Linked DNA regions of Mus musculus: regions 2 and 3 are each linked to region 1. Evidence: chromatin loops called from intact Hi-C (ENCODE). Cell type or tissue: left cerebral cortex. All regions are shown on one strand.

Region 1 (8,000 bases):
AATATTAAAATAATGAATATAAGTTCATATGTTTTCTGTTTACATGAACTTACAAGGGAAACATTTTTAAATACTACCTGTTACTTGGATAACTTAAATATTTGAGCCTTGTCTATTAAAATGACGTTTAGGAAATCTTATAACAGTTATTCAGAAACAGTTACACATCTGACATCACAAATCATAAATGAAGAAATGCCACTTAACACCTCAGAAACCCCAGGCATCTTTTGATTCCATGTTGGAAGGTCAAGTTTCAATTGCATGTATTTGCTTTGATACAATCGCACAGTCAATACATAAACATTTGAACTGTTGCTGCCACTGGTCATAAATAAAATGTGATCGACAAAGATTCTCAAAAAAAAAAATGACACTGTAAAGAGTGCTATTGGAAACAGGTATATAAGGATGGAACTGCAGCCTCAGGAGCAAATACATTCTTTTTCACAGACTCCTGTTATGTACACTTCTCTAATCCATTTATACGATGATACAAGTCTTCCTGTGTGAAGCAGTTGAGCGGGAAACTGTTAGTGCCTCTCACCATTTCATCATAGTTAAAGTGAGACAGCTTCCTACATCAAATGCATTTCTTTAAAAGTGTTTGTGTGTTCTTGTTGTAGCTTTCCTATCACCTATACAACAGCTTCATCTTGAGTTTGGAATAAGGCACAGAAGAAATGAGAGCCTTGGACCTCCACAGTGTAAAGCATCCTCTGGAAACAGAGTCCTGTGGAAGCATCTGGTACAGCTGCTGGTCAAGGGTTCAGAGGAGACATCACAGGTGATTCCTACCTAGGGGACAGTAACCAACTATCTGCTCAAAGTTGTTGCTGATACAAGCCCAGCAAAAGTAGGTAGGCTCTCACTCCTTCCTTCCCTGCTATGTGCTCCTCCATCTCAAGCCATTTGAAAGTTCGCAATCCAAAGGCACCAGGAGCATGGACACAGCATCAAAGAACTAAGGTTCAGCCGTGAAAGCACAAGCCTCCTCCAGCACCCCATGGTTCCTTGACAAGAGGAACTTCTAAAGAAATGCTCCTCCACCATTCATTCTCTCAGTCCCTATGCGTCCTCTTTCTGAACTCTACATATTGCCTTAGAATACCAATTTAATCCTTCTGCAGAATGAAACTATTTGAAAAGTACCACCATTCTATTCTAAAGCTATTCAGCCTTCTCATGCATTAGTGTTCTTTGACCACATGCATTTGTGTACAAGTTAAATGGATCTTTGTATTAGCTACATTTTCAAATCATTAGCTTGAGTATACTTTTGAACTTCTATGTGCTTTCTAAACAACAGAGACAATATGCCAAGAAATTAATGTCTTTTTTTTTTTAACTCCATGGGGTTCACTAGGAAAATAGAAAAAAAAGTGCTTTTTGGTTGTTAAAGGTATACATTCAAGTTTCTTTCAGAACAAATGAAGTCAATTTAAGTCAGGATTGTTGCTACTGTTCATGCCTGCAGGATCATGGGATGTCCATTTGACATTTATGTGATGACTAGTTGTACAAAACAGGAGGGAGCAAGCAGGAAAGGCAGATGTCAATCCTTCCTATTTAAAAGGCAGAACTTTCTGAGAATTGCCACCCCTGTAGCTAGAACACTCATAAAAGCACTGTCTTCCTCCAACCACAGCATCTGTTTCAAAGCAGTTATTCTTGTACTTCAGGAGAGAGGTGAATACCAGGCTTCTTGCAGAAGAATTAGCAGTTCTAAAGGAGCTGTACACAGAGACACACACGGCTAAGTGCTTGTACTTGCACATCAAGAGGTTCAGCTTCACATTCCCCACACTTTAGGAGGAACTTTCAAGTCAACAAGTGGCCACTGTCATACTACGTGTATTTAGTCACCACAGTGTAAGCATGCGAAATGCAATTGCCTCACAGAAAGAAGCACGAAGATCAGCTAACAGGAATCCCAGTCACAGGTGGTATGACTGAGGTACACCATGTCGCTCCACAGTACATCAGACCCATCCCGTCTAATGCAACCGTCTTGACAGAGCTTTACTGTTTGGGGTTTAATCTTTGGGAGTGTCTTATGACAATGAGAACTGCTGACTACTGGAAGGGGAATGGCCTTCTGCAAGACTTCTATGAAGTCCATTCTCTTCTAGCAAGTGACATCTTGAGAGCATAACATTTATTTTCAATATATTCACTATCAGAAGGTAACCTGGAATCTAGTACAATATATTGGCCCAAAACAGCCATGTAAATAGATTGCAAATTATAGAAATTCATTTTTCCAAGTCCATCTTGTATTTTTTTGTAAAACGAAACTATCAACGCTATAGAATGTCCCCTATCTAATTTCAACTCAGAATAACTTAATATTTGATAATAAATATGTTAATTTTCAGTATTAAAAGTATCTATAGAAATCAATACTTTCATAGATAGGGAAGTTGATTGCTCTTGCATCATAGAACTAACAAGCTTTGGGTGGAGACTCTAGAGCTTGCTTATTCAAATGACAACTGTTTTAAAAAGCAAATGGACTACGGGAGCTGAAGAGCTTCTTACATCTTTTATGCCACTGTAGGTTGGCTTCCCCTTGCTCCAACATTTACTGTCTAATTAGCATGTTGCATGTTGCGGGGCATCTACTTAAGTATACACTTTAGAGATGTCCTTTCTTCAAAGGAAAGCATAAGTAATTATTAAAGCAGAAGATGAGAGCAAATGCCAAGGACCCAAAGACAAACTTTATTAAGCTGTGGGTACGTAACACAATATTCAACAGCCTATTGCTTAGGAAAGTCCCATTAATGCTGGGAAGCAATGTGGACTTCTTTTGCAAACATAAGAATATAAACTGAAACGACAAGCAAGCTTTTAGAAGAACTAAAATTCAAGTTTGATTTCAGTCTAGTAAAGTCTCTTGGATTTTATGTTCAAGGAAAGCCCAGATTCATCAATATTTGGAGCTAAATATTGAACAGTTTCTATATGAAAAGTTAGGTTAGGCAGGCCTGGAAGAAACATGTACTAGAAAGAGATACAGGAAATTCATCATCTAAGAACTAGCAAGCCTGCTTCATTTTTTCTTTTCCTCTGTGAATCTTGTACACTTGTGTGTAGTTCTACTTTATTTTTCGTGAGTTATACAATCAGCTGCTGTCTCCATTCATGCGGATTTGAAAGAACCCCGACCCTGTGGGTTATTTCATCTCATGGAGGCCAAAGGAAAGGGGTTGCTGCCAGTCGGGTGCTCAAGGCATGCAGAAGAAATTCAGTCCCAGGCACTGAAACAGGCCACCCTTGTGCTGTGCTTGTGGGAGAAGAAAGCAAACCCATCACCAACTCTGAGACTGGATCCCCAGCAGTAGTCACAAAGCACTTCTCAGTCAGCGTGTTTGAAATCTCCAATAAAAATAGGTCCTCTGTACTGGGACTGAAATTCTCCTCTGTGGCCAGTGATGGAGCACAGTGCCCGATTGTTCCCAACTAGGTTCTTTTCTGCTTCAGTACTGTCTTGTAACTTTAAATCTGAAGCCTGCTCAAAACACAGCCAAAGTAAGTCACCTGCCACCAAGCCCACTCAAGACCTCAGTCAGGCCACGGTCACCGGAGGAGTTTGGGGACTACTGCACAAGTCTTAGCTTTCTCTGGCTCCCTGAACGTTAGAATATGCTTCACGGGGGGGCCTAAATTCCCTAAGAGGGGACATTACTTGGAGGGGTCTATTGTAAACAGGCACTCTGGGGTAAAATCCCTTCTCTCCCTACTTCCTCTATGTTGTCCTACTTCTGCTTGTTCTCTGTTCCTGATTACGGGGCTCCACGGGAGTTGGGGACGGGAAGGTTCCTTGTTCTTTGAAGGGAAGCTCTCGGTCCCTGAAAGGAAGCAACCGAGGTACTTTTTTTTCCATGATACTAAGGGAACTATAAAGGTCTCTGCTCTATCCAAGGATTCTGAATCTTAATCACTCAGCTAGCATCTTGCTTAAGTGGGAGGTGCCTCTCCCCGGAGGAGCGCAGCCTGCTGGCTTGGGGCCTCATGCTCCTGGACTCACCTGGTGCTGAGGACGAGTGCAGGCAGCAGGGGCAGCAGGTAGTGTGCAGCGTTGAATTTCATGTCGCCGCCAGCTCGGGTACTCCTTCGCTGGACTCTGCTCTTTTGCTTCCTCCGGTCAGTTGCTGTTCAGTGTCCTGCTCTCTTTCCCCGAAGCCCGGAGCCCTCTCCTGAGACCCACAAAGACACGGATAGAGGCTTTGTAAAGACAAGGACCAGAGTGCGAGTATCTTCAGGAGTGATGTCACCCCGGAGCCCTGCCGGGATGGTCCAGCGCGCCGTGTTCAAGGCGCACAGGGCGGGTGTAGCCGCTGGAGGAGGAAAGGACCCGCGTCCAGGTCGCTGCCCTAGTAGGCAGCTGTACTTGGTCACTCCCGTGCGCACTGGAGCGGATCTCCTCTTCCCCGCTCCTACTGAAGACAGGAGGGGAGGGCGGTGGCAAGGACCAACCTCTTTCTCCAGTAATTGAGCTGGCGTGCTCCGCAGGGTGAGAGACAATTCGCTGGGAAGGACTCCAGACTCTTTAGGGTCCAGAGCAGGCGTCTCTCACCAGCTTGCTTTTTGTTGCTTGGAGAGTAAGCTTAAAATACTGCTCTGATTAGAGGCATAATGGCTTGCTTGCTGCAGATAGAGTGGAGCAGCAGCCCATGCAGACCAGAAGCCCGATACCCAGATGAGTTAGTGGTCTCTAGCGTAGAAAGGGACCAGAACCAACACAAAGTCCGCGGCTCTGGGTTCTGGTGCGTCTGGATCTTCCTCTCTTTTGGCCTTTGCGTCTGTCAGCTACTCAAGTGTGTGCAGCTGGCAGCCAGAGTTCATACACCTTCAAGGGTCGTTTTCCTGAGGGGGGAAAAATCTTAAGCAAGAGCGCAGAGACATTGGTCATTAATTAAATGGTAGGAGTATTCTCTGTAGTTTCTAAATGTTGTATATCAAGTAACCAATGTTTAACAAGCCCTTTTGTAGGAATTCTAATCAGAAAAGGGAAATACTACAACTTTAACGAAATCTACCATTTTGCAAAATCTCAAAATTCAAGAAGAGAGGCTGACCACCTACAGAGATCAGAGATCTGAAACTCTGGGATCTTTACACCATGCTGTATGTGTGTGAGTGTGTGTCTGTGTCTCTCTGTGTGTGTGTTAAAAGAAAGTGTGTATGACAGTTCTCTCAAGAATCACTGTACTAAACTAAACATTACAGTTTTCCTACCACATATGTGATGAAAGCAAGGATCAACATTATCTGGACTGGACTTTTCTTTAGTTGTCCCCAGTCCTAAGGCAACCTTGCTGCTGCAATGAACTTCACACTTGAAGTGGGTCTACACTAAAGAATCAAGCACATGGAAGACCTAGAGGGAAGACCTAGGGTCAGCAGGTGCCATCCCAACTGTTTAGTTGATGGTCTCTGTTCTGCCCAGGCAATTCATATAAGTAACATTTTAAATAAGAATCAGAGATAAACTCAGAATTGAAGACATATTTGTAGATATATAAAACGATGTATTTGTTACCAGACTCTAAAGGGGGGGGGGCAGGGCATTAACCTTCTAATTACTGTTTTGTTCCAGTTTGTTCCAGTTTTCTTCTTGATGAAGTTTAATTTAAGGACACACCTACTGAAGAACTTTACTGTAAGAATCTCAAGCAATCAGAATAGGAGTATTAATGTTTTCAAGGATATCAATCCTTTTTGCAGTAGTAAAATCCACAACAGACACAAACCAGCTCCTTTCTCCACTGTTTGTCTTTTGGAAGGAAAAACAAAACAAAACAAAAAAACAAAACAACAGCACTATGAAAACCTAGACCCTGGAATTCAAGAAGGAGATCTCCATGGGGTCTTGTTTTGTTCTGCTATGTAGCCCAGTCAAACCTCAAATGTGCAGCAATCCTCCTGTATCAGCTGCTTGGGTGCTGTTCTTCTTATTTTTAAAGATGATAAAGTAAGTTGCATACTAATAAGGGCATGCCCCTTTGTAATAATAACAAAAAAAATGTGTATAGCAGGAAATAACACTCATTTGAAGAATGCATTTTTACTCATATAAAAAGTTAGGATTAAGTATTTTAACGTCATCACCACATGAACCCAGTGTGGTCATCTCCATTATTTTCCATTTCTGTAGTCGTCTTACTCAGAGCGGTCAAGCATCTGACATGAGTCACTTGGTAATTTTTACAAATGAACAACTGTTGACATTTTTTTGACATCACCCCACAATTTACATTTTCTTGAGGGAAAATACATTGGGATTCTACAGTGTAAGTCTCCCACTTAGGTTTTCTTTCTTAGTGGAAAGACTGCATATGATCCACTAAGGAAGTAAAGAGTTACTGTTGCCTGCACTTGGCCCTCGGGGTCTGCTGTACTCTGCATAGGACACCTATAAAGGCCCTTTGAAGGGTGTTAGGACATCAAGGAGCACTGGGCTAAAGGAGGTCATGTGTGGAATTGTGGAAACTCTTGCAAGATTAGAAGTTTAAGAGTCTAAATTCAAATACAGATATGTCTTAGCAGATGCCATGTTTCTTGGGAAATCCTAGGAGTGTGAGCCTCCTATTTCTATGATGGGATGTTCACTATTCAGAAGGAAAATTCAGCTGTAAAGGTGATTCTCTGTTTCAGAAAACCAATGTGATTTCTGAAAATGCAATTCGGAGAGCAGCTTCATGGGACCAACCTCTATTAGGAAATATGTTCATAACACGTATCTATGCCCAGTGAAGAACATCAAGAAATTGCATTTGGCTAAAATGACTTTTCTACAAAGTACTGAAACCTGGAGCCAATGAGGATACTGTTTACAAAAGATATAATTCTGATAGGAGAAATGTTACCACTCTAAAGCATATAATTCAGAGTTTTAAATATTTTAACTACAGAATAGAAATCAGAAACCATTATAAAACTCTAGAATATTTTTTTCACCAGCCACAAAAGCAACCACAAATACCCATTAGAATTCACTCCCCACCACTCTCCTCTGCTCTCTTCCCATCTTTGTTAAGTCTCATTCTTATATTGTTTCTATGACTTCCCAGATCCCTTAACAGCTCAGATTGTCTAGCAGGGTTAAGTCTTATGTGGTTTGTCTTGTTCACACTTATGTTTCAGGCTTCATTCATCCATGGCATGGCCTGCACCAATACTTCATTACTGTGTGTTGCTAAATAATGCTCTGCTGAATGGACATAGCACATTTGGTTTGTTAGTTCAAAAGTTGACAGTTAGCCTTTTCATCTATTATAAGTCATTCTGCCAAAACAAGCATACAAGATTTTATTTGTAAACATAGATTTTGTATTATATTGGATTGATAGTGGGTAGTCTGGCAATCTTATGTTTAATATATTTAGAAATATTGTCAAACCTCTTTCCAAAATACTAAAAATAGTTCATGAAGATGCCAATTTATCTAACCCCTTTGTTTGTTATTATAATAGTGTGCCATACTAGCTTATGGTAACATAATTGCCTAGAGTATTCATCATGTTGCATAGTAAACATCTTTCCATAGGTTCAATGGTGATGTGTACACATTTTTTTTTGAGATGTAGTTGTTTGTAATTTTGGCCTATTGGTTTACTTGGATATCATTTTGAGTTTTAAGAGCTCTTTGAATTCAGTCTCTCTGTTGACAAATGATTCGCCAATATTCCCAATGAATAGTTGATTTTGTATCTTCTAGAAAGTTTCATTTGGAACACAGAGGGAAGTTCACTATGTGGCATTTTCCGATTTTATTTTCTTTGTCATATAGCCAAGCATGACCTTGAACTCCTGACCTGCCTCCACCTCTCAAGTTCTGTGACTATAGATGTTTGAATTCCTGCTTCACTAGGCTTTTACTTTCGATTAAGTCAAGCTACCTATTATTGTTGCCTCTGTTACTTATGTCAGTTTTTTCTTTACAAAATGTGGTAATAGTTATATATGTGCTTCTTCTGAATATTATGGTGTTT
Region 2 (8,000 bases), 900 kb before region 1:
CCTCTGCACAGACTCTCACCTGTGTGGGAACCTCTCTTCCTCAGCCTTCTCTTCCATAACCCCGGGTGACAGGGTATTGCCCCTGGCCCCTGGTTGGGGGCTTCCCCTTGTCCACCCCCCACCCCCCATTGAGTGGGGTCAGTGGCTTAGATGCCCACCCGGAGCCTAGTGGAAAGCGTCTGGCAGCCCTTCTGCGTCTGCCTGCCCAGAGCATAGGAGGAACTCTGGCCGGACGTGGGCTATCCTCCCTCCCGTCTCTTTCCCCAGGCCCCTTTTAGTTCCCACAAGAGCACATTCCAAGAGGTTGTTAAACCATTAACCAATGTAAAAAGGGAACTAGGGATTTACAATAGGTATGAGGACAGAAGATGAAATAATGATTTGGTTTATTTATACTAAACTTCACTAATACCTTGGTCACAGGAGTTATGGTTTTTAATCCTCCATGAACCTGCAAAGCTGGCGACAGGTGATGGATGTTTAGCCAGATAATTTCTCCTAATGAACACGCAAGTAAACGTTCTCTTTTGTAAACTTCTTATTCGATTTGTGATTTGGATTTATGTATAAACTTGTGGTGAACTTTTTACCATGTGATCATGTATTCTGAAAGATGTATAAGTGCTGAGGACAAAGAGGGAGACAGAGCTGAGGACACCTTTTTTTTTTTTTTTTAATTAGACATTTTCTTTACATTTCAAATGCTATCCGGAAAGTTCCCTATACCCTCCCCCCTGCCCTGCTTCCCTACTCACCCACTCCCACTTCTTGGCCCTGGAATTCCTCTGTACTGGGGCATATAAAGTTTGCAAGACCAAGGGGCCTCTCTTCCCAATGATGGCCGACTAGGCCATTTTCTACAATGCAGCTAGAGATACGAGCTCTGGGGGTACTGGCTAGTTCATATTGTTGTTCCACCTATAGGGTTGCAGACCCCTTCAGCTTCTTGGGTACTTTCTCTAGCTCCTCCATTGGGCTCCCTGTGTTCCATCCTATAGATGACTGTGAGCATCCACTTCTGTATTTGCCAGGCATTGGCATAGCCTCATACGAGACAGCTATATCAGGGTCTCTTCAGCAAAATCTTGCTGGTGTATGCAATAGTGTCTGGGTTTGGTGGCTGATTATGGGATGGATCCCCAGGTGGGGTAGTCTCTGGATAGTCCATCCTTTTGTCTTTGCTCCATACTATGTCTCTGTAATTCCTTTCATGGGTATTTTGTTCCTGATTCTAAGGAGGAATGAAGTATCCACACTTTCTTCTTCTTTCTTGATTTTCTTGTGTTTTGCAAATTGTATCTTGGGTATTCTAACTTTTAAAAATTGTATTTTGGGTATTCTAACTTTCTGGGATAATATCCACTTATCAGTGAGTGCATATCTAATGACTTTTGTGATTGTGTTACCTCACTAAGGATGATATCCTCCAGATACATCCATTTGCCCAAGAATTTCATAAATTCATTTTGTAATAGCTGAGTAGTACTCCATTGTGTAAATGTACCACATTTTCTGTATCCATTCCTCTGTTGAGGGACATCTGGGTTCTTTCCAGCTTCTGGCTATTATAAATAAGGCTGCTATGAACATAGTGGAGCATGTGTTCTTATTACCAGTTGGAACATCTTCTAGGTATATGCCCAGGAGAGGTATTGCTGGATCTTCTGCTAGTACTATGTCCAATTTTCTGAGGAGCTGCCAGACTAATTTATAGAGTGGTTGTACAAGCTTGCAATCTCACCAGCAATGGAGGAGTGTGAGGACACCTTTTTAAGGCAGAACTAAACCCAAGAACTTAGAAGTAAAGGCATAGCATTGGGAATAATGGTACTGAGAGTAAGGGCATTATTGTGACATCAGAGCAGGAGGAGAGAGCAAGATTAGAAAGAGAGTGCAGAGTGGAATAACTTAGAAACTATAAGGCAACTTAAAATACTAAGAGAGCAATATACAGAATGTTAAGGAGAAGAGGAAAACGAAGAAGCTGCAAAGAGAGTAGAAGGAGCAGGCAGGCATTTCCTTACCATGGAATAGAACAGGTTATTTTCTTAATGGCAAGGCAGGCTTAATCTTATTTAAAAGAGCAAAGCTTTCTTCTTACAGACTTGGGTTTAATTCATCTAGCAATAAAAGGGTAGAAACTTTTTCTTTCTCCATACAATAAAGATTGGAGTTCATTTTCATCTGGAATGAGTGAGTTCTTCCTGCACTGGCACTTGATCTTTTGTTTCACATACATATGTAAGTATGGATGAGTATGTGTAAATATGTAATTATGAGATAGTATGAAAGCTGGGCCCAACTGGTTTCAATGGAGATTTAAGAAATTTGTACGAATGAATCTATGCATGAATTTACGTGAGTTTAATCCATATTTGCGTGTGTAAAAGTTTTCCCTTGTGCGAGGATGATTCTCTTCTCCTAGTTCAATAGAAATTTATTGTTCCAAAATTTCCCCTAGCCTGGCATCCCAACAAAAGGGGAAAGGCTCTAGCAATTAATCCTTTACTTAGTAGTCTGCTGTTTTATGATGAGGTGCTAAATGCCAGAGACTGAAGTTTCTGACCTCAAAGAGACTCAGGCAGTTCAGCTACAGTAGCAAAGTAACTTAGATTTAGAGAGATGAACGTTTTATTATTATACAGCAACTCTAAATATCTCATAAGACTAAGTCTTGCTCCCACCAACTCTTTTTCCCCTCTGCTGCCTCAAGAAGAACCAAGAACAACAAAGAAGACCCACGGCGGCTGCTGGCCCCCAGTATATGTGAATATGTATTCCCACATCAGTGGGGTAGGTCATTATGGCATGGAACAAAGTGGCTTGCATGGAAATATATATTCTACCAGGGTAAAGAGCCATGGTATAGACTGCATGTGAACACATGTGACAATGTCATAGCAGTACTACATCATGGCATGTGAATGTGTATGTCTATGCCACCATGGAATGATGTCACAGTACCATGGCATGGTGTGAATGTGAACATTTGTGCCCAAGATAACATGAGATGATGTTGACATGGCACACTGGGATGGCACCATTGCATGGCTCATGTGAGGACATGCATGACCATGTCTTTGTGATACATGAACATAACACATCTAGTATGTAATCACATATACTTTCACCTACATTTTATGATGCAACAGTGTGGGTTATATGTAATACACATGCCCACTCAGTCATGGCATGATTCTGTGGCGTAGATTATGTGTGAACACATGTGCTCATGACACCATGGCACAGGGTCATGACACAAAGTTCATGTGAATATATGTACTCATGTTATCATGAAATGGCAATGCAGCATAGTATCCTGACACAGTACTATAATGTGGCTCACATTTAAACATGTGTGACCATGCCACCATTTAATGTTGTCATGTTAAGCTGAAGTATGTGGACATGCATGCCCACTTTTCTGCAGCATGAGGCTGAGGCATGTCTCATGTGTAACATGTATGCTCCTGTTAGCTCAACACTGTGCTAGGGTGCAGCTTGCTTGTGAACATGTGTTTCCGTACCTCCACAGTGTGGCTAGCATGTGAAAATATGTGCCTGTCTCTCCACAACATAGTGCATGGCATGGCTTGTAACTTAACATGTGTGTAAATACCACAATGGCATCACAATATGACATGGCTCATGTCTGAACACATATGACCACACTACTGCAGCATCATGCCACAGCACAGCTCACATGTGACCAAACATAACCAGGCCACCATGGTTTGGATCATATGTGAACCTGTGTGTCTCCCCCTATCATGACATGATGCTACACCACAGCTTTCATGTGAACATGAATGCACATGAGACTACAGCATGGTATTGTGGAGCTGCTTACACAGAAACATGCATGCTCATGTCATTGAGGCATGATGCAGGGGTAAGACTCATGTGTGATCACAAATGTGGATGACACTGTAGCATACCACCATGGCCTGGTGCATGCATGAACACATGTGCCCATAATGTGGCATGTCACTGTACTGTGATTTGAGAGTGAGCATGAGTGACAACATCATCTTAGCCACAGTGTGACTTGCATGTGAATACACATTTGCCCATACCAATGCTGCAAGGTGAGCAGTGCAGATTACATGTGAACACTTACACCCATGCTGTTAAGGCTCAGGGTCACAGGATAGCTTGCAAATGAGCATACAAGCACCCCACACAGTGGCAAGGCACATCTATTTACAGATTTGCCACATCCCAGTGCTGCCACATGATAGTACAGACTCATTCATGTGCCTGCTGTGTACCAATGCTACCACATGGTGGCAGGGCACATCTATTGCATGCCTCTCATGTTCTAAAACTGCGGCGTGATGGCACAGCCATGCCTGTTAGCATTCTTGCTCTGTATCAGGGCTGCTATGTAGTAGTGTGGGCCCATCTGTTCACATGCCAGCCACATCCCAGCACCACTATGTGCTGGTGGGTCATACTTTGCACATGTGGCATACCAGCATTGCCCTGTGATGGCTCTGACAAGCTTGTTCATGTGCTTTCTGTGACCAGTGTCATCACATGGTGGCAGAATATACCAGTTTGCATGCCTCTGGTGTCATCATATGACACACCTGTTTTTTTCTGAGGTGTTCCAGTGCAATCACATTGTAACTTAGGCTCACTGTTTTCACATCTGCTGGGCTTCACTGTTAACTCATGGCAGTGCAGCCAGATCTGTTTGAATGTCTGCTGAGTCCCAGTGCCACCACATGGTGGTGTGGTTTCACTGCTGACTCCTTATGGTATGTGCATACCTGTCTGCATGCCTACTATGTCTGATTTTGCCTCGTGGCAGCCTGTAATTACCTATATGCAAGCATTTTTACATCCCAGCCTTGTGATGTAGAAGCAATGGCAAGCCTATTTGCACCCCTGCCATACTGCACTGCCACCACGTGTGGCTGAAGGATGCCTTTTTTCTCACCTGCCATGTCTCAGTGCTATATGGTGGCCTTGAAACACCTGTTATGTTCCAAGGCTCATCTGTTCTCGAACATGCTGTGTCCTATATGTCACCAGGGGTATGCTTGTTTGCATTTTTGCTATGTCCCCTGCTGCTCTGTGGCAGCATGGACATACTTGTTTGTAGGCCAGCCATGTTCAGTGCCTCCACATGGATGCGCTGGCACACCTGATTACGAGCCCACTGTGTCCCCTGCCACTGTGCCACCTGGTGGGGACAGGCCTATTTGTTCATCTGCCAAGTCCCATCACTACTGTGTGGTGGCCCAGACACACCTCTTTCACACCCTTGCCATCTCCCGGTGCTGCCATAGGCAGGATAATCTTTCCTGTTCATACCTGCAACATCCCAGCAGCACCATTTTGTGGCATGGGTACACCTGCTCACATCTCTCCCAAAGCCCAACAGCACCACATGGTGGCATGTATCCACGTCGTCTCACACACCTGACACGTCCCATTATTGACACTTGGTGATGCAAACAAGACTGCACACCATCTGTGTTCACGCAATGACACATGGTGGTGCAGGAACAACTGTTTATGTACTTGCCATGTTCCATGGATACCACGTGGCAGTGTGGGCATGTTAGTTTGCATGTGTTCTGTGTCCAGCATATCCATGGCATGTCTGGTCACATGTCTGATGTTTTGTAGCATTGCCACTTGACAGCATTGGCACATCTCACTTGTGGTGCCCTATCATGGCCATGGAGTGTCACAGACACAAATGTTTATGCCTACTCTTTCCTGGTGCCAACATGTGACAGTGAGGACATGTCTTTTTGTACAGCTACACATCCTAGCACTTGATGGTGTGGGCAACCCCATTCATACCTACTGTGTAAGAGTGTCACCTCATGGTGGCAGGACACACGTGTTTACATGCCTCTCATATCTTAGAACTGCTATGTGGTGACACAGGGATGCTGTTAACATTCTTTTGTTTTAAACACCCATGGAAGGAGTTACAGAGACAAAGTTTGGAGCTGAGATGAAAGGATGGACCATGTAGAGACTGCCATATCCAGGGATCCACCCCATAATCAGCATCCAAACGCTGACACCATTGCATACACTAGCAAGATTTTATTGAAAGGACCCAGATGTAGCTGTCTCTTGTGAGACTATGCCGGGGCCTAGCAAACACAGAAGTGGATGCTCACAGTCAGCTAATGGATGGATCATAGGGCTCCCAATGGAGGAGCTAGAGAAAGTAGCCAAGGAGCTAAAGGGATCTGCAACCCTATAGGTGGAACAACATTATGAACTAACCAGTACCCCGGAGCTCTTGACTCTAGCTGCATATATATCAAAAGATGGCCTAGTCGGCCATCACTGGAAAGAGAGGCCCATTGGACTTGCAAACTTTATATGCCCCAGTACAGGGGAACACCAGGGCCAAAAAGGGGGAGTGGGTGGGCAGGGGAGTGGGGGTGGGTGGATATGGGGGACTTTTGGTATAGCATTGGAAATGTAAATGAGTTAAATACCTAATAAAAAATGGAAAAAAAAAACATTCTTTTGTTTTGTACCAGAGTTGCCATGTGGCTGTGTGGGCACATCTGTACATCTCCCAGTGCCACCACATAGTGTCCAGGGCAGGTGCGTTTCATGCTTGCTGTGTCCCAGAACTGCCTCTTGGTGGCCTGAGCGTGCCTGTTCCCATGTGTGTCATGACTCAGTGCCACCATGTGGCCACCTGTGCTTGGCTGTGCATTCATGTCATGTCTTAGGGCTGTCACACTCCAGCCTTGTTTCACCCTTTTGCATACTTGCCACATTCCAGCCCCATCATACAGCATGCTGAGCATGCCCGGTCACATGCCTACTGTGTCCCAGTGCTCTTGTCACACTGTGACACGGGCACACTTGTTCCTATGTCTGTCAAGCACTAGTACAGCAATTTGGCAGCCTTGGCATATCTGTTTGCATGTCTCCATGTCCCAAGTTCATGAAGTAACAAAATGGGTATGTTTATTGACACATGTGTTTGCCAGCACTGTCACATAATGGCATGGACAGGACTATTTACATTCTTTCCATGCCCCAGGGCCGGCAGATAGCAGCCTATTTGATCATATGCCATGTCCTGGTGCTACCACTTGGCAGTCTGGGTATGCCTGTTTTATGCATGGCATGTCTGAGCATCACCACACACAGCAGGAAGGGCATGTCTGTGTCCACATGGCAGTCTGGTCATACCTGTTCATACTTCTGCCATGTTCCAGGGCTGCTAATTGGTGCCCTGGGCATGCCTGTTTGAACAGCCACTGTATCTCAGCACTGCCGATAGGTGCTCTGAGGATACCTCTTTAGTGCCTGCATTGTGCCAGTGCCACCATGTGGTATTGGTGGTATGCCTATTTATATCCTGCCATGTCCCTGTGTCACCACTTGGTGGCCTTGATATACTTGTTTTTGTGCTTGCTATGTCCCAGCTTCACCAGTTGGCAGTCTGGGCAGGACTGTTTGAATGATTTCCATGTCTCTGAGTCCCCATTCTTTGTCCTGGACATGCCTGCTCATGCGTATGTGTGCCATGTTCTAGCACTAACACTAGAACTAACACATATGTGGCCTGGGCTTCCCTGTTCTCATACATACTGTGTACTAGTGCCGATATATGCCAATCTAGTTACTCCTATTAACACAATTGCCATTACCATAAAAAATGGCCAATTATGCCTGTTTACCATGCCTGCCATATCACAGGGCCTATGTGGTGACATAGTAGTTTGCACAGGCTTGTTTGCATGCTTGCTGTGTTCCAGAGCCAGCATTATGTGGCTTGGGCACACCTGTATACATATATGCTGTGTACCAGGATCTGCTGATTGGTGGCCTAGGGACACCAGGTAACACACCTATATTTTCTCAGCAACACCACTGGGCACTGTGGATATGCCTACTCACATACCTGCCATGTTCTAGCTCCACCAACTTGTGACTTGGGCACTGCTGTGTGCACACTCCTAATGTCCTACTGTCATCATGGGCTAGTCATCCTTGTTTGT
Region 3 (8,000 bases), 100 kb after region 1:
CAAATGTCTTTCAAGAAAATCACAAGGCTATAGCAATGAATAATTTATTTTATAATCTACCCAGATATAAAGCAAAGGACATTCTTTCCCTTAAGCTAACTCATCCCTTTTGTAAATGATATGGCATAACCAGATGCAGTTGTCATTTCTATAACACAATATGAAATAATCATCCATCATTCTTACTCCAGAACACTGTCATAAATAGGATTTGGTTGGCCTTTCCAAGAAGCATATAGAAACATTCTCAGAAATGAGTTATTATCTGTTTCTACACCATTTGTCAAGATCTCTTGGGATCTGAAAACAAATATTAACTGGTGCTTCAATTGGGTTAGGAGCTCAAGCATCAGAGAGTAAGAGTGCCAGCTAATGTAAGCAGAATATTTACTCAAAGGTTATCAGGCAGCTTCAGAGTCTGGGAGAGACAGAGAACCAGTCAGGGCTTAGTGCATAGCAATGCTTGGATTCTGGAACAGCCCCATGATGGAGTAGCCTTTGTCCCTGTTGACACTGTACATGGTCACTCGCCTGCACTCTCGCTGGTGACATCAGATCAGGGTAACTGACTTTATAGTGAACACCTCCCTTGCTCCTATGGATCAGAGTGGTTTCTGGTGTCAATCTGAAGAAAAGTTCTAAATATGTTCACATCTTTGATTCAGTAATAGAGTACTCAAAATCTTGCATGAATTCATGTTAGAAGAGGGAAGTATTTCATGTCAGTTACTCTTATGGTGAAAATATGTTGAGTAATTAACAGTAATTAACATTAGAAGAAGATACACACAGACACACACACAACACACACACGGCATCCCCATATACTATGCTATGTGGTATGATTTGCACTGACAGCCATGTGGAGACTTAATGTTCATGTTATTGTTATTGAGAGGTTGAGCCTTTGGAAAGGATTAGAATATGCAAATAGTTAAAGCTTTGAATACTGTTATCTTGACAGGAAATCTTGAGGGAGCCCGGCATTTTTTATGCCACAAGAGGGCACATAGAATATTATGCCCCGTGTAGGTTTATGTGACTGAACAAATGTTCATTTCCTTCGCTCTAGCTCTGCATCCTCTGGTTCTTGATATACTGCCATATTATCACGTTTTAAGATCTGGATATTAGGAAAGGTACACACACACAAATAATCAGAGTCAAGTAGTACACTTGAGAGTTCTCAGAAATCAGACTCATTTACCACGGGAACCCAATCTGTGGCCAAATATTATAAGAAAAAAACCTGAAACAACTATTCAAATCTTGGAATTTGTCTTTGGCATCTCTTTGTTAGAAACTATTAGTAGGCTCAACTAGCCAGACTTCTCATTGCCCTGACATGCTAAAAATTCAAAGAAGTTAAGGCTTCTCTTAGCCTATTTTCCCTTCTCTCCAAGATCAACACCATGGTCAAAGGATGCACATTCTACATGAGGATGAGGGGATGCTATGAGTAGCAATGGGAAGTTGTTTGATTATATGTGATGTGTGTCTACCTTTTGTGTTTGTGTGTTCCTGTGTGAGTGTGAGTAAATCAATGTTTGCATTTTTAAAATCTCAAGGTTTCAACAACTCGAAGATATCTCTTGCTGGGTTTGTAACTTGAAAATATCCATGAATACATTCTCCTGATCCCTCATACTGTGTTTTAATCATCATCAGCTGTTTTCTTCTTCTAATTTTAAATCAGAAATGCCAGCAATCATGACAAATGCAGCATCGATATATTAACAGGCTTAACTCAGAAAGGAAAATGAACATTATTGCATTAAAATGTCAGGCAGATTTTTGAAATAGTCAAATGAAGGAAAATAGTAATTTTAGATCAAGGAAATCCAGCTTGTATTTATTCCATATATGATACAGGGAAAACCTAGAGGATAAAGATTGATGATTTGATGTTAATTACATATTAGACAGTAAAAAAAAAATGGGCAAATCATCACTACCCAAGATATTTGTCTCAATTCTCATGTTTAATTTTGTGTGTGTGTGTGTGTGTGTTTTGGGTAGCTTTTAGTTTTGCTGAATTCAGTATAAGGTTTTTGATCCATGAGACAAGGTAACCTGAGAATGACTGACTGAGCATCTTCAGAGAGCCACACACTTTGGACACTGGCCCATCTTGCTGTGGTACATCTGCAGCTGGCACTGTTCTTGGTCAGTGGGTGGTTGTTCTGATCTGGAATTCCTAAGGTTGCCTGCTGCCTGGGACAGGCACCCGATTGTACAACAGTGGCAGACTCCCAAATCATAGGACGCTGTAACTGCACAATTCAGAGATGTCTGATGAAGTAAGCAGAGGATACCATGGGATGTCTGAGAGGCAGTGTGTCAAACAAACTGTGCAGCTGTCACCAGACAGGGTCTATGTCTCACAGAGCTGACTGAAGCCACCACTGCTAGATGACTAATCACTTGAGAATTATGCAGAATTGAGAGGAACTTTTTAGTTCCTCAGACTTTAAATCAAAGTTCAGGAAAATCTGGAAATATGCATTAGATGGACAGACTTCTGCTGTAGCTGGGAGTATGAGTGGGGTCAGCATCAGGTCTGAATACTATCCAGGGCTATTGGTTAACATGCTAAAGTAGTTCTAGGGTTGTTCAAGTCTCTGAGTGTTAATTCGGGTATTCCTCACAACAGTCTTACGAGAAGAATTAAGTGCTATTATAACTCGTCTCAAATGCTCCAGTGTTGATTAAAGAAGGTAAGTATGGGGGTGGAAAGATGGCTCAGCCATTAAAGGCTCTGACTCACACCTAAAAGGACAAGAGAAGCTAATTATCCAACACAGTGTAGCAAAATGGCAATTTTGATTAGTTTTCTCTGATCCCCTAACCACCGTGATTTCCTGGTAAAGCATGATTGTACTCTCCCTTTCTTCCAAAGGGAGACTTCATGTCTTAAATTAGAGTCCTTTTGTGGGCTTTACTGGAGTTTGAAAGCAACATCTTCCAAACTTTTTACCTCGGATTGCCACAAGGGGGCAGCCTTAGAACTCCGAGGAAAGATATCCATAAATTGGCCTTTGGATTAAATTCAGGCTATCACCCTCCCTTCAGCCCCAGAAATGCCAAAGCTTTCTGCCAGAACCACCAAGGACACCCTTACCCGAGATCGTGTTCAGAATGTGAACATCTGTTGCTAATCTGATATAACTCATCAAAACTCAGCTGTCGATCTAGAGATCTGCCGTAGCTCGCCACAGCCCTGACATAGATTATTTTCTGCTGAGAGCCCTGTCCTATGAGTGAAGAGCAAAATTCATTGTGAGTTTGTGCAAAGAATACAAAGGAGAACATCAAAGCCCACTGCATGGATTAGAGACAAAATGTCTCTGTAATGATGCTTGTGGCAGTTGGTTAATAATGAAAAGTATGTGTTGTGTTTTGAGGAATGGTCAAGCATCCTTAAATGCTTTTGAGCTGCTATGAGAGACATTGTCAAGTGATGCTTATAACCATGACAATGACTGAGCTAAGAGGAACAGGGAGATGAATGGGGAGTTGTAAAACCCTCATCTTCAAGTGGGAGAGTGACAAGAAGAGACCTTGTCATGCCATGCTGTACTGCTTGGCAGAAGAATAAAACACAACTCTGTGTGTTCTGTAATAGAAAAAATTCTTTAAGAATCTGGCAGAAGGTCAATGGCTCTCCGAGTTTAACAGAAAATTTATTTCTAGACTGTTACAATTTGCTATTACTAAATGTACTTGTAATGAAATTAAAAAAAAAATCTGAAAACTGGGAAGTATTTATCAGCTGGTAAATTTGCTTCCAGAACCCACATGGCTAGGAGGAGGGTCTCAAAATCTACCCCCACAGTGATATGCTTCCTCCATCAAGGCCACACCTACTCCAATAAGGCCATACCTCCTAATAGTTCTACTCCCTGGGCCAAACATAAGTAAACAACCACACTAATTTAATATTAATATTTGGTAAGAGAGCATCACGATGAGTTGATTAAATAACAAATTGTAACAGTCACTTTCTGTGGGAGTGTGCTTACAATACGCACAGGAGTGCACTAAACCACTGAATGGCTGGAGAATATAGTGACCTCTGAAAGAGGGGCTGCCAACCTGTACAAAGACATTCTAGTTAGGAGAGATCTTGTTCATTGTGGATGCTTTGTTTACTATAGGAGGTTAGATGGTGAGTAGTGGTGGAGAACCACTGAACTAAACTATCACTTTAGGCTTTCACTGGAATCCACCTTTTTTATTAAATCACTTTGTAAATGCAGTTGGGTGTATTCCTCTTCAACATAACTTAGTCTACAGTAACTATCTGAGTGGCAATTATACTGAATACTATTCAAGGGTGTTGGTTTAGTTATCCCATCCAAGTATTCATTATCATATACAAAATGTTTTGTAATACATACCATATGTATTAACCTACAGGAATATGCATGAATATATTTGCATATATCTGTGTATTGTGTAAGTTGTATCATAAACAGTAAGTCATTTTACATCATCATTACAGTTTTGATGTTGGCAAGTACATTACGAGAAAAGTGACATAGTAGTTTACACGGAAATAACCATACAGATTTTCTCTATATTTATTTATTTATATTTTTCACTATAAATTTATAACTAATGTCCACATTCTTGGTGGCAGCACATACCTTCTGGCTTTCTTTTTACATATCTGTAGGTCAGAATTCAAAGTGGGTTTCACTGAGATAAAGCTAGAATATCTATTCTCTTTCATGATCCAAATTATAGAGGCTATACATAAATATTTGCAGTACTGACAATGGAAATTATCCATCATGCATGCTAGGCAAATATTCTACTATTGAGGTTTGTTGCTAACCTTCAGCATTTACTATTTTGAATATGCCAGCCTCTACACTAACTGTCCCTCTGTCCTGCACACTCATGTCTGAGATACTTCTTTTACTTCTGTCCTCACTGTCTTCAAGTCTTCACTATAACAACTGTATTGATCCACTTCATGCAATGCTTCTTATAATTCTCAGTCTCTGTTGTGAGTCAGAAACATATTTAGCTGACATTAAGCATATTTTCCACATTTTGCTTTTTATTTATTGTCCTCTCTTATATTACATCCTGACTGCTGTTTCCCATTTTTGCCCTTGCCCTAGTCTATCCACACTACCTGTGCTTCCCCTGAACCCCCTTCACCTCTTTTCAATGGAGACACATCAATCAAATATGGCATAATAAATTACAATAACACTAAGCACATATTCTCATATCAAGGCTGGAAAGAGACAACTCAGTAGGAGGAAAAAATGTCTAAGGCAAAAGAGTTTAAGACAGCCCACATTCCCACTGTTAGGAATCCCACAAGAACACTTAGCAACACAACCATAACACACCAGTCCAGCCACAAAACATATGATTTGCCATGCCTGCAGGATGTGCTAGGATTGGAGCCTAGCATAATCTTCACTAGAGAGACTTTTTCTGGTAACTGATGAGAGCAGAAATTGAGTCCCATAGCCAAATGTTAAACAGAGTTTGGGGAGTTCTGAGGATGAGGGGGAGGAAGGATTTGAGGCACCAGATGGATTAAGGACAGCAAAAGAACATGACCCATAGAATCAAGTGGAAAGGACTCAAATGAGCTCACAGAAATCAAGAAGCCTGCAGTGGTCTTACCTAGGTCCTTTGCATATATATATACACATACATATACATACATGCAATATATGTGTGTGTGTGCGTGCGTGTATGTATATATATGTGTGTGTATATGTATATATATATATATATAAAATATACATACATACATACATGCATACATATAATGGTTATGTATCCCATGTGCTATTAATCAGTTTGCTCTAATTCACATGTAAGTACATTCCTTTAAAGTAGAGACTTCCTTTTTCTCCTTCATTGTTGCTTTCCCAATCTTGTAACTTCAGCCTTCAAATTTGTGTATAAATTACCCTCGTTACTGTGCAGAGTTTGGTTGTTTTAGGCATTTGGTTATTGTAATAAGAAGAGTAGTAACTCCAGACCAATATAACTACTATATCTCAATACAAGTGAGTTACATTGAGCCTCCATGTTCCCAAAGATTTCACTTGAAGATCCTTTGAATAAAAGCCAGTCAGTATTTTATCAGATTTTATTTTTATGTTTATGTATATGTACATGTGTGTATATACTTGTGAGTGCAGATGTTCCCAGAGGCCAGCTACATGGGATCCCCTTGAGATGGAGTTACAGGAGACTGTGAGATGCCTGTGGTGGGTGCCAGAAACCCAGTTTAGGTCGTCTGTAACCATGGTAGGTGCTCACTGACTTTTAAGAGCTGGGCTTTCTCCCAAGCCCTTAAGCAATCCTAAATGCAAATATTGCTGACATTAATATTTATGCTTTGTGTTGTACTTACATCAAGTTACTCAGCAGGGAGTTTAAAATGCAGAATCCCATGCATAGCACAGTATATCATGAACGTGCAGTCTCTGAGATGGAATTTAGGGACCCATGCTTTTAACAAAAGCTCTAGGAGACTTCTAGAGACAACAACAGAGGTTGCAGAAATTGTGTCCTAGAACACTCCACTGTGTTTTATTGAACTGTTAAGAGCCATGTGGATGTTTTTCAGGAAGAACAAATATATAAAGGCATTTATTATCTTCCTGCTCCTAGTCTTCCTTAAATGTCAGAAGGACTAGTAGACAAAGGTTCTATGGTTGGAAAGTTGAGTCTTAGGCTTGAGACTGTTTAAATTTTCATGTGTAGGTCCAGTTACTGATTACTTTTGATTTTGATGGGCAATGTAAAATATTCTATCACACCAAAATTTCACACATACATACATACATACATACATACACACACACACACACACACACACACACACACACACACAGAGAGAACATATTGATAAGTGGGTATTTGCCCAGAAGCTCAGAATACCCAAGATATAATTTGCAAAGTACATGAAACTGAAGAAGAAGAAGAAGAAGAAGAAGAAGAAGAAGAAGAAGAAGAAGAAGAAGAAGAAGAAGAAGAAGAAGAAGAAGACCAAAGTGTGGATACTTCAATCCTTCTTAGAAGGGGGAACAAAATACCCATGGAAGGAGTTACAGAGACAAAGGTCGGAGCAGAGACTGAAGAAATGGCAATCCAGAGACTGCTCCACTTGGGGATCCATCCCATAAACAACCACCAAACCCAGACACTATTGTGGATACCAACAAGAGCTTGCTGACAGGAGCCTGATAAGGCTGTCTCCTGAAAGGCTCTGCCAGTGCCTGACAAAAACAGAAGTTGATGCTCACAGCCATCCATTGGATGAAGCACAGGGTCCCCAAAGAAGGAGCTAGAGAAAGTACCCAAGGAACTGAGGGGGGTTGCAGCCCCATAGGAGTTACAACAATATGAACTTACCAGTAACCCACCCTCTAAAACTCCCTGGGACTAAACCACCAATAAAAGATATGAGTAATGGTGGGACTCATGGCTCTAGCTGCATATGTAGCAGAGGATGGCCTAGTTGGCCATCAGTGGGAGGAGAGGCCCTTGGTCCTGTGAAGGTTCTATATCCCAGCATAGGGAAATGCCATGGCCAGGAAACAGGAGTGGGTCGGTTGGGGAGCAGGGCAAGGGAGAAGGGGATGGGGGATTTTGGGTGGGGAAACTAGGAAACAGGATAAGATTTGAAATGTAAATAAAATATCTACTAAAAATAAAATTAAATTAATGTACTAAGGTCAAATCTAAGTGGATCAAAGAACTTCACATAAAACCAGAGACACTGAAACTTATAGAGGAGAAAGTGGGGAAAAGCCTTGAAGATATGGGCACAGGGGAAACATTCCTAAACAGAACAGCAATAGCTTGTACTGTAAGATCGAGAATTGACAAATGAGACCTAATGAAACTCCAAAGTTTCTGCAAGGCAAAAGACACCGTCAATAAGACAAAGAGACCACCAACAGATTGGGAAAGGATCTTTACCTATCCTAAATCAGATAGGGGACTAATATCCA

The links. Peaks named below come from ENCODE experiments on the same cell type or tissue, not always from the same donor. Only the 100,000 strongest peaks of a DNase experiment are listed, where the experiment ranks them.
Region 2: a loop joins it to region 1, with 2.4 times the contacts of the local background. A loop is called at or near these places in 8 of 42 quality-filtered maps.
Region 3: a loop joins it to region 1, with 3 times the contacts of the local background. A loop is called at or near these places in 2 of 42 quality-filtered maps.

The regions. Positions count from the first base shown.
Region 1 is chr7:54,832,054-54,840,053 of GRCm38, reverse strand. It overlaps Luzp2 (leucine zipper protein 2), which reads right to left and starts at 4,809. Exons shown (of 12, transcript NM_178705.5): 1 at 4,034-4,809. The coding sequence starts at 4,095. In left cerebral cortex, no CTCF peak of the experiment used is centred here; DNase peaks (open chromatin) are centred at 1,896, 3,371, 4,057 and 4,383; H3K4me3 peaks cover 3,549 bases; H3K27ac peaks cover 2,957 bases.
Region 2 is chr7:55,734,051-55,742,050 of GRCm38, reverse strand. No RefSeq gene overlaps it. Among named protein-coding and RNA genes, the nearest start is that of Siglech, 30 kb to the left of the region's middle. In left cerebral cortex, CTCF peaks have their summits at 4,267 (motif pointing right) and 7,378; DNase peaks (open chromatin) are centred at 4,300 and 4,708.
Region 3 is chr7:54,729,300-54,737,299 of GRCm38, reverse strand. No RefSeq gene overlaps it. Among named protein-coding and RNA genes, the nearest start is that of Luzp2, 100 kb to the left of the region's middle. In left cerebral cortex, a CTCF peak has its summit at 3,002 (motif pointing right); DNase peaks (open chromatin) are centred at 2,235 and 3,005.